Regions from separate parts of the Homo sapiens genome. Here all the other regions are linked to region 2. The links are chromatin contacts, found by Hi-C in ENCODE. All regions are on one chromosome and are shown on one strand. The core of a region is the stretch at or near the end of the contact, and the rest is flanking DNA. Distances in the headings are between cores, read along the strand shown.

Region 1 (2,700 bases), core at 17-2,516, 66 kb before region 2:
GATAGACTGCCAACTAATGTAATTTTGCATTTCTACCAGCAATGACTTGGGCTTCTTGTTGTTCTACATCCCTCATATTACTTGATATTGTCATTTATTTCATTTTAGCCATTCCAATGTGTATAGAGTGGTATCTCACTTTGCTTTTAAATTGCATTTCTCTAATGACTGATTAGGTTGAGTATCTTTTCATGTGCTTAACTGCCACCCATATATCTTCTTTGTTAAAATGACTCTTCAAATACTTTGCCCATATTTTCTGTGTTATTACCTATTTTTGAGAATTTAAAAAACATTGGCCGGGCACAGTGGCTCTGTAATCCCACCACTTTGGGAGGCCGAGGCGGGTGGATCACAGGTCAGGAGATAGAGACCATCCTGGCTAACACAGTGAAACCCCATCTCTACTAAAAATACAAAAAAATTAGCTGGGTGTGGTGGCAGGCGCCTGTAGACCCAGCTGCTTGGGAGGCTGAGCAGGGAGAATGGCGAGAACCCGGGAGGCAGAGCTTGCAGTGAGCCAAGATCGCGCCACTGCACTTCAGTCTGGACGACAGAGCAAGACTCCGTCTCAAAAAATAAAAATAAAAAAAAAATTCTTGAACCAAGTCCTTGGTAAGATTTGTGTTTTACAATATTGTCTCCAAGTCTGTGAATTTTCTTTGCATTTGCCTAGCAGTGCCTTTTGAAAAGCAGAAGTTTTTAATTTTGATGAAGTCCTATATTTCTTTTTTGAATTGTACCTTTTTGGCATATCTGAAAAATTTTGCATAACCCAAAGTCACAAAGATTTATTATGTTTTATTGCAGAAGTTTCATAGTTTAATTTTTTAAATTATGATCTATTAATTTTTATATCTAGCATTAGGTATGATTTCTTTTACATATGGACGTCCAATTATTTCATCTCTATTTGTTGAAATGACTATTATTTCTCCAGTCATGACTCAAGAAAGAATTATGTCATACTAATTCCCAGGAAATTGTAAAGGACAGACTGTGCTCCACAGCACGTGAGTTGAAACAAGGAAGAAGGGAGGAAGAAAAGAAGCAGTGGTAGCCTCCCAGGTGAGAGGTATGTGGACAGTGATCCTGCTTCCAGGTTCAATGTCATTGGTTGGATATTATGGAAGTGCCAAAGCTACAAACCTAGTCTTGGGCGTGTGCCTTGTTGACACCTCCCCTGGTTGTGAAAGCAGCAGCATGCCCAGGCTGTGCATCACACACCGTGCACAAGATAAAAGCACTCCTGCCCTGGGCTCCTCATCCACCGTCTCCTCAGGAACAGCCTTCTCCTGCCTCCTCTGCACCTGGTGAGTGTCCAGCAGGGGATGGGACTCAACTTGGGATGTTGGAACAGAAAACTAAGGTCATAGCAGGAGAGGGAAATGGAGAGATCTGAAACAAAAGCCCGGAGAGAGGATGGCAGAGAGGGTACCAATGTGGGAACTGGGGCCAGGAGGGAGACCCTGCAGGAACTGACAGCAATTCCATGACCTGCAAAGGCCACAGAAGCTTATGATTCCTTCCCATCCTCTTTCTACTCAGGCTGGCACATGTTTCCTATGATCTCCATTCTCCAGAATGCCTTTTGTCAAAAGGGTACATTCCTAGAGGCTCTTTGGAGAAACAGAAACATGGATGCCCACTTAGACTCACAGCAATCTGTCCCTGGTGGAGAACAAAGTGAGAGGCATCTGGCATGTCCCACCAACTCCACATCAGCTTCCCTCACCTTCCTGCAGCTCTTGCCTCAGGAGGCCGCTGGTCTTAGAGACATTGGACTGTAGATTTTGGACTAACAAATGGCTTTGTTTTGTCCAGGACAACTCAACTCCTGCCAAGATGTCCTGCCAGCAGAACCAGCAGCAGTGCCAACCCCCACCCAAGTGTCCCTCACCCAAGTGTCCCCCAAAGAGCCCAGTACAGTGTCTGCCTCCAGCTTCCTCTGGCTGTGCCCCAAGCTCTGGGGGCTGTGGCCCTAGCTCCGAGGGCGGCTGCTTCCTGAACCACCACAGGCGCCACCACCGATGCCGGCGCCAGAGGCCCAACTCCTGTGACAGGGGCAGTGGTCAGCAAGGCGGGGGCTCTGGCTGCGGCCATGGCTCTGGAGGCTGCTGCTGACCTGGATCCTGATGCTGAGACAAGCGATTTTGGAGGAAACAAGAATCCCAAGGGCCCAGGAAAACCCCATCTTGATGCATGAGTTCCCAGATACCCTCTTCTGGCTTTCACAGGCTGAGCTAGGGGTTTTCCTGTGGAAGGTCTGAGCTCTCCCCAGAAGGCACTTCCTGTCTGATGTCCAGGATGTCACATGTTCCCTTACCCCTGTACCTGTGAAGGATTGGCAGTGCTTGTGCCTGACCTCATCAAAAAATAAAGCTCCTTGTCCTCATTACCACTGGTGTCTCCCTTGGCATTTCACTCTGTCTCTCCCTAGGTGGGGCTGGAAGTGTGCCCTCCTGTCTGCCCCTGACATCCAGCACCACCACAGGGAAGATGCAGAATTCTAGCTCTAGGTCTGCAAAATTCAGGAATCTGTCGAGTCCTTTTCTGCTGGAATTGTGCGGCAGTGGGGGACAGGATGTGATGAGAGGGGTTGTAGTGAGGCCTCTAACTGTCAGAAAAGAATGACTGAAATGTGATTGTCCTCTCATAATGGACTCCCCAGTCGTAGGAGGAGCTAGCTACTAGATGTTT
Region 2 (2,700 bases), core at 89-2,588:
GGTTTCTGAACATCAAAGTGCAATTCGCTTTACGGGGCAAACTCCGAGGCCCAGCCCCGCGTGGGAGCCGCAGCGGGGCGGGCCCGCTCTGGGCTGGGCGGGTTTCTCTAGCGCAGCGCTGGGGGTTGCGGGCCTCTCAGCAGCCGGAGCAGCATCCTGAGCTCCGGTTGTTGGAGCGCTGGGACCTCTGGCTGCCGCCCCCGCAGCAGCAGCAACCACTACTCCGCTGTCGGCGGCGTCTCCTTGGGAAGCAGCAGCAACTGGTGGAGCTGGAGCCGCAGCAGCCTGAGTCGCCGCAGCAGCCCCTGCCGGAGCCGCAGCAGGAGGAGGAGGAGGCGGGCGCCGGGGTGGGCGCCGGGGCGGGACACGGAGCGGGGCCCTGGGACGACCCCTTGGAAAAGCCTTTGGCGGAAACGGCGCTCTGTTGAGAGGACATCGCGGAGCTCCTCACGACAAACCTGGAAGAAAGGCAGCCTTTCAAAGGCGAGCCGGCTTTTTCTTTCCACCAATGGAACTCTGTCTGGGCTTTTGAGATTCGGCTTAGTGTACAAGTCAGCCTGGCCTGGGACAAGGAGGGAAAAGCACCCAGAAAGAGCGGACGCAAAGAAGCAAATCCAAGCAGGTGTTTCCAGTGAGTTAAACATGCTCAGAGCAGGACACAATCCATGCAATGAATCAATGCATTTCCATTTTCTCTGACTAGAAGAAGACTGCTCAAGTTCTCCACAGTGGAAAATAAACAGCACACTGCGGCAACTTATCTGTATGATCCAGTCCAAAATCTCCACTTGGCTTTTTTCTTGTCCCTCATTTTACTTTCCTACCGACCTTCGACTGTATCTTCCTAGTTACTACACCCCCATCAGTTAGAAAACACCCAAGTCCAACAGGCGGTCCCACCTGCTGGGTCTAAATAATCCACAGGCCAGAAGCATGTCCTGATCATTCTTTCTTGCCTACGCCTCTCATGCCCCACAACCATGTGGGAAAGGAGAGTTGTGCCAATATAAATAACCCCATCCAGGGAGCTGAAAGACCTGGGTTCTAGTCACAGCTCTTCTGCGGACTTGCTGTGTACCCTTGCAAAAACCACCTCCTATGTTGCCTTTATGTCCTCATTAGTACCTTAAGAGGTTGGCTCACTAGAAGCGTAGGTGCCTTGCGGGACACCCCTTCCACATCTATCTGCTGCCTGTGTTCTGTTTGCTCCTCCCCTGTGCCCTCAACTCATCCCACCCTCTCCCCCAGACCCTGCTAGGAGACTTACCAGACCCTGGCTCCACTGAAAGACTCACTACGTTCTCCAACTGGAATGGGCCACCTGCTAGGCAGTGGATTGAGCAGCGTCCAGCCAGAGAACCTTTTTATAAGAAGTATTCAGGTTCAGGCTCTTGGGAGGGGCCCATTTCCCAACAGACGTGCTCAGCTGACACTCACATCCCAGAGACATTCATCACTCAGGTAGCATTGTAGGTGGTGCATGTGGGCATCTAAGTCACTTCACAGAGGTGCCAGGATTGCTATGGCATGTTTACTTTCCAAACAGGGCACTGTTTGTACCTGGGAGGCTGTGTGTATGCTAAGAGAGGGCATGGGGCTCAAATGCAGGGAGGTCTGGAACCCCTGCCCTTGTCTTCAATACACACACACACACACACACACACACACACACACACACACACAGACGGCTCCACTTGCCCACACATCCATTCCTATGTAGTCATCTACTTGGTAGGTGGTAGTTCACCTATTTTTATCTTGATTCTCATCTCTCTGGCTCTTGGTCCTTGGCTCCCCAGGGCAGACCACAAGCTATGCGATAAGCCTGCTGGGTTTCATCCATATGCTTCAAGATGCAGTGAGTGAAGATGATGACGGGGATGCACCTTTGGGAACCCCAGGGGTGATTTCTCTCTGTCACTGGAGACAGGAAGAAAAACCTAGGCAAAGTTAAGGAACCATAAGACCAGAAAAGTTGTGAATGTAGTCAGGTTGCCATATCCCCATAATACAGCATGGTATGACAAAGAGAAAAATGTGTGCAGGACAGTGGCCCAATTGCAAAAAGGCTAGTCAGCCTGTGGGACTCCTGCTTCTTATCCCACCCCCAACCACCAATCTGCCTTTGAAGATAAGTTCTCCCTAGGGCCACTGCCCAGTGCAAAAGAAAATGGGAAAGGAAGAAGGGAGGGAGGGAAAGAAGAAAAAAAAGAGAAAGAAAGAAAGAAAGTTCTTTCCAAAGGTCCAAAGTGTTCATGATAGATAGTGTTTTCAGAATAACTAATTTTTAAGAATTGGAGGATACTTTGGCAGTCAACTTCAGAACTGCTTCTTAATCAAATTGCCCACAACTGTGAATGTGAACTATAACAGAAGTCCAAGACTAAGAATTCAGGAATTAAGGATGAGAGACAGGTTTGGGGGCGAGTGAGCTGGGAGTGGCTCAAGGGACTAGGCGAGGAAAGATAAGTCACAAAAGATACCAGTTTCATTTAACATGGATTTAGAGCCTGATTAACAGGTTGCCAGTTCCTAGAGCACCTGTTGGTGAGTATAGGTGAGACATTCCAAAAAGTAAAGTCAATATTAGAACAGAGAAGGAAGTAATGAAATAACAAGACAGAGGCAGGATCTCCTCTGGGAAAATGGGCAAAGTTCTTTTAAAAAAAAAAAAAAAGAATGAAGAACGTTTGGTAGGAA
Region 3 (2,700 bases), core at 121-2,620, 110 kb before region 2:
TCTGCACCTCCCTCCACTCTACCCCTCTGCCCCCACAGTGCCCAATGCCACCTTTAAGATGCCATGATATTCCCTGAAGACACTACCTCTCAAGCCATGGCCCCAGCTCCATTCTTCCACCCCTTACTCAACCCAGGTCCAGTGAGCTCAGTGCAGCCAACATCTCAGGACACAGGGGCTGATTCCATCACCTATGTAAAGGAATCCACAAAGCAATGGGGACTGACACCCAAAGGCAGTGACCCCAGCCTGCCATGTTTGTGCACACTTGTGCTGCGTCGCTTAGCACATAGGATGTGATTTAATTGCTCAGTTGTCCATCTGGCCTTCTGAAAAGCTGTGAGCTAGTCAAGGGGAGAAATGTGTTCTGTTTGTCCCCATATTACCAGGCCCCACAAAGGACGTACCCTGGCTTCAGAGCATGTGAGCTGAATGAAGAAAAAAAAGTGGAACAGCAGCCAGAGGGCCTGAACGGTGGATAATTGGACCGTCATCGAGATTTCCTGCTTCCCTTTTGTCATTCCTCAAAATATGCGCCTTAAGAATATGCTGAAAGCCTGGTCCTTGGGAGTGTGTGGTGCTTCCCCTCCCTTTGGGGAGCAAAGGAGGACACATAGTTGGGCTGTGCATCATAATACCCAGGATAAAAGGGCTGAGGCCCTGGGTTCCTCAGTCCACAATCACCTCAGGAAGAACCTTCTCCTGCCTCCACCAAACCAGGTGAGCGTCCAGCTGGCGAGAGGACCTGGGCTGAAAGGGCTGCGCAAACACGTCTGTGCTTCAACAAGGAGAGGGGAGGAGGCAGACACGGTGGAGGCGGCAGAGAGGCTGTGGTGGGTGGCCGGCTGGGACTGGGATGGGAGATGGGCGGGATAGTGAGGAAGACAGACAAGTCTGCGAGCCACTTCAGGGGCTCCGCGATGCTGCGACCTCTGAACCCCCTTTTCCTCATGTGCGCAGAGATGCGTTGCCTCCTCACACCCTGCGCTCACAGGCGTCCAGAGAGACGCCACCCTGGAGGGTCATGGGCGTTGTGTTCACGGGACGCCTGCAGGGGGAGCTGTTCGCATCGGGTCCGGAGGTGTGACAGGCCCCGCAGGGCGTGCGCAGGAGCCCCAGAGGCCCACCCAGGAGTGTCAGCTGCCTCCCAGGCAGGGGAGAGGGCCGGAGGAAGGGGCAGTATCAGGCCGGTTTAACTTCAGATCCGTTTGCATTCCCCTTCCCCAGGTCTTAGCTGGAGGGCAGACTGAGTTTAGGGGAAGGGATCCACAATTAAACCAAAGCATGAGGAGGCCCTGGCCTGAAACCTGCATTGACACGTATTTTGCTTTGCTTTTATTTTGCCCAGGCTCCCTGACCTCCTGCCTAGATGTCCTGCCAGCAGAACCAGCAGCAGTGCCAGCCTCCGCCCAAGTGCCCTGCAAAGAGCCCAGCACAGTGTCTGCCTCCAGCTTCCTCCAGCTGTGCCCCAAGCTCTGGGGGCTGTGGGCCCAGCTCCGAGCGCAGCTGCTGCCTGAGTCACCACAGATGCCGCAGGTCTCACCGTTGCCGTTGCCAGAGCTCCAACTCCTGTGACAGGGGAAGTGGTCAGCAAGGCGGGAGCTCCAGCTGTGGCCACAGTTCTGCGGGCTGCTGCTGACCTGAGCCACGAGATTAAGTAAAAATATTTGAGAAAAGAAAGTGCCAAAATGACTGGAACCAGCCCTAGCCTGGTGCTTCTTTGCTCCTGTCTCCTCTTTCCTACTGAGATGTTCCTTGATGAGTTTCAAGTACTCCCCCAGGGGATTTATCCTGCTGGTCTTAGTGTTTTCCCTCCTTCTTTAATATCCCTGTGCTGTGAAGAATAAAGCTGTGCTTTCTCGTTGCAAGCTCTGTCCAGTGCGTTCCCGTCTTTGCCTTACAGGGGCTGCCCCACATTGGGTACATAGGCCTATCTTAGGAACAGACACAAGTGGGTCATACACCCCTCAACTCACAAAACCCTTTTAGGGGGGTTGTATATTAGTGTGGGAATGAGGTGAGCAGTCTTTCACAAGGTCAAGGACAGAAGCATGAGTTGGAAATAAACACAGAGCTCTGGAAAACAAAGGGAATGAGCTTACTGGGCCCGTTCAGATCCTTCCGAAAACACTTTGGTAGCTCAGCCCTAGATGGCAGAGAAGAAGAGAAGCTCCAGATGGGAGCAGGTCCTTGGTCCTCTGGTTCCTCCAACTCTGATACTCTGTAGTCTTCATGACCCAGGACCACAGCAGCCCCCAGAGCTGTGGCAGCAACTGGAGCCTCCAGAATGCTCTGTTGGGCATGTCAGTGGGATCTGTGGGCCCATGGTGACTCCGGTAGCAGCTTCCTGCAGAGCTGGAACCACAACAGAAATAGACTGGCAGCAAACAACCAAAAGGATACTTGAGGGTTAGGCACTTGGGAGGGGGCTGACAGTGCTGTTAGTTTTTCCTTTCAGGACATCTCAGCTCAGTGATCCCTGGAAGAAATGAAAAAGTAAATCATTGTTTTCTATCTATCTATCTATCTATCTATCTATCTATCTATCTATCTATCTATCTATCTCTATCTACCTATCTGTCTCCCCTTGTCCCTCACCGTCTTTCTCAGACCCTGACCCTATGACCCTAAGCTCACGTTTTTGCTAACCTAAGGGCAGCAGGGAAACAGGGCCTTGGGCAGGGATGAATTGGCTCAGAA

The links. A loop is a pair of places that touch in the nucleus more often than their neighbours do. Pooled maps may share reads with other maps.
Region 1: a map of esophagus muscularis mucosa shows a loop between it and region 2 (2.5-fold over the local background). The contact joins the promoter of LCE3D here to the promoter of CRCT1 in region 2. A Hi-C loop is called at or near these places in 1 of 168 maps with a recorded cell type or tissue (esophagus muscularis mucosa).
Region 3: a pooled map shows a loop between it and region 2 (2.5-fold over the local background). The contact joins the promoter of LCE3A here to the promoter of CRCT1 in region 2. A Hi-C loop is called at or near these places in 1 of 50 pooled maps.

What each region holds. Positions count from the first base shown.
Region 1 is chr1:152,579,082-152,581,781 of GRCh38, reverse strand. It overlaps LCE3D (late cornified envelope 3D), which reads left to right and starts at 1,266. Exons shown (of 2, transcript NM_032563.2): 1 at 1,266-1,313; 2 at 1,825-2,401. The coding sequence starts at 1,846. The coding sequence ends at 2,124.
Region 2 is chr1:152,513,120-152,515,819 of GRCh38, reverse strand. CRCT1 (cysteine rich C-terminal 1) reads right to left here and starts at 1,338. Exons shown (of 2, transcript NM_019060.3): 1 at 1,268-1,338; 2 at 1-458. The coding sequence starts at 436. The coding sequence ends at 137.
Region 3 is chr1:152,621,773-152,624,472 of GRCh38, reverse strand. It overlaps LCE3A (late cornified envelope 3A), which reads left to right and starts at 1,370. Exons shown (of 1, transcript NM_178431.1): 1 at 1,370-1,639. The coding sequence starts at 1,370. The coding sequence ends at 1,639.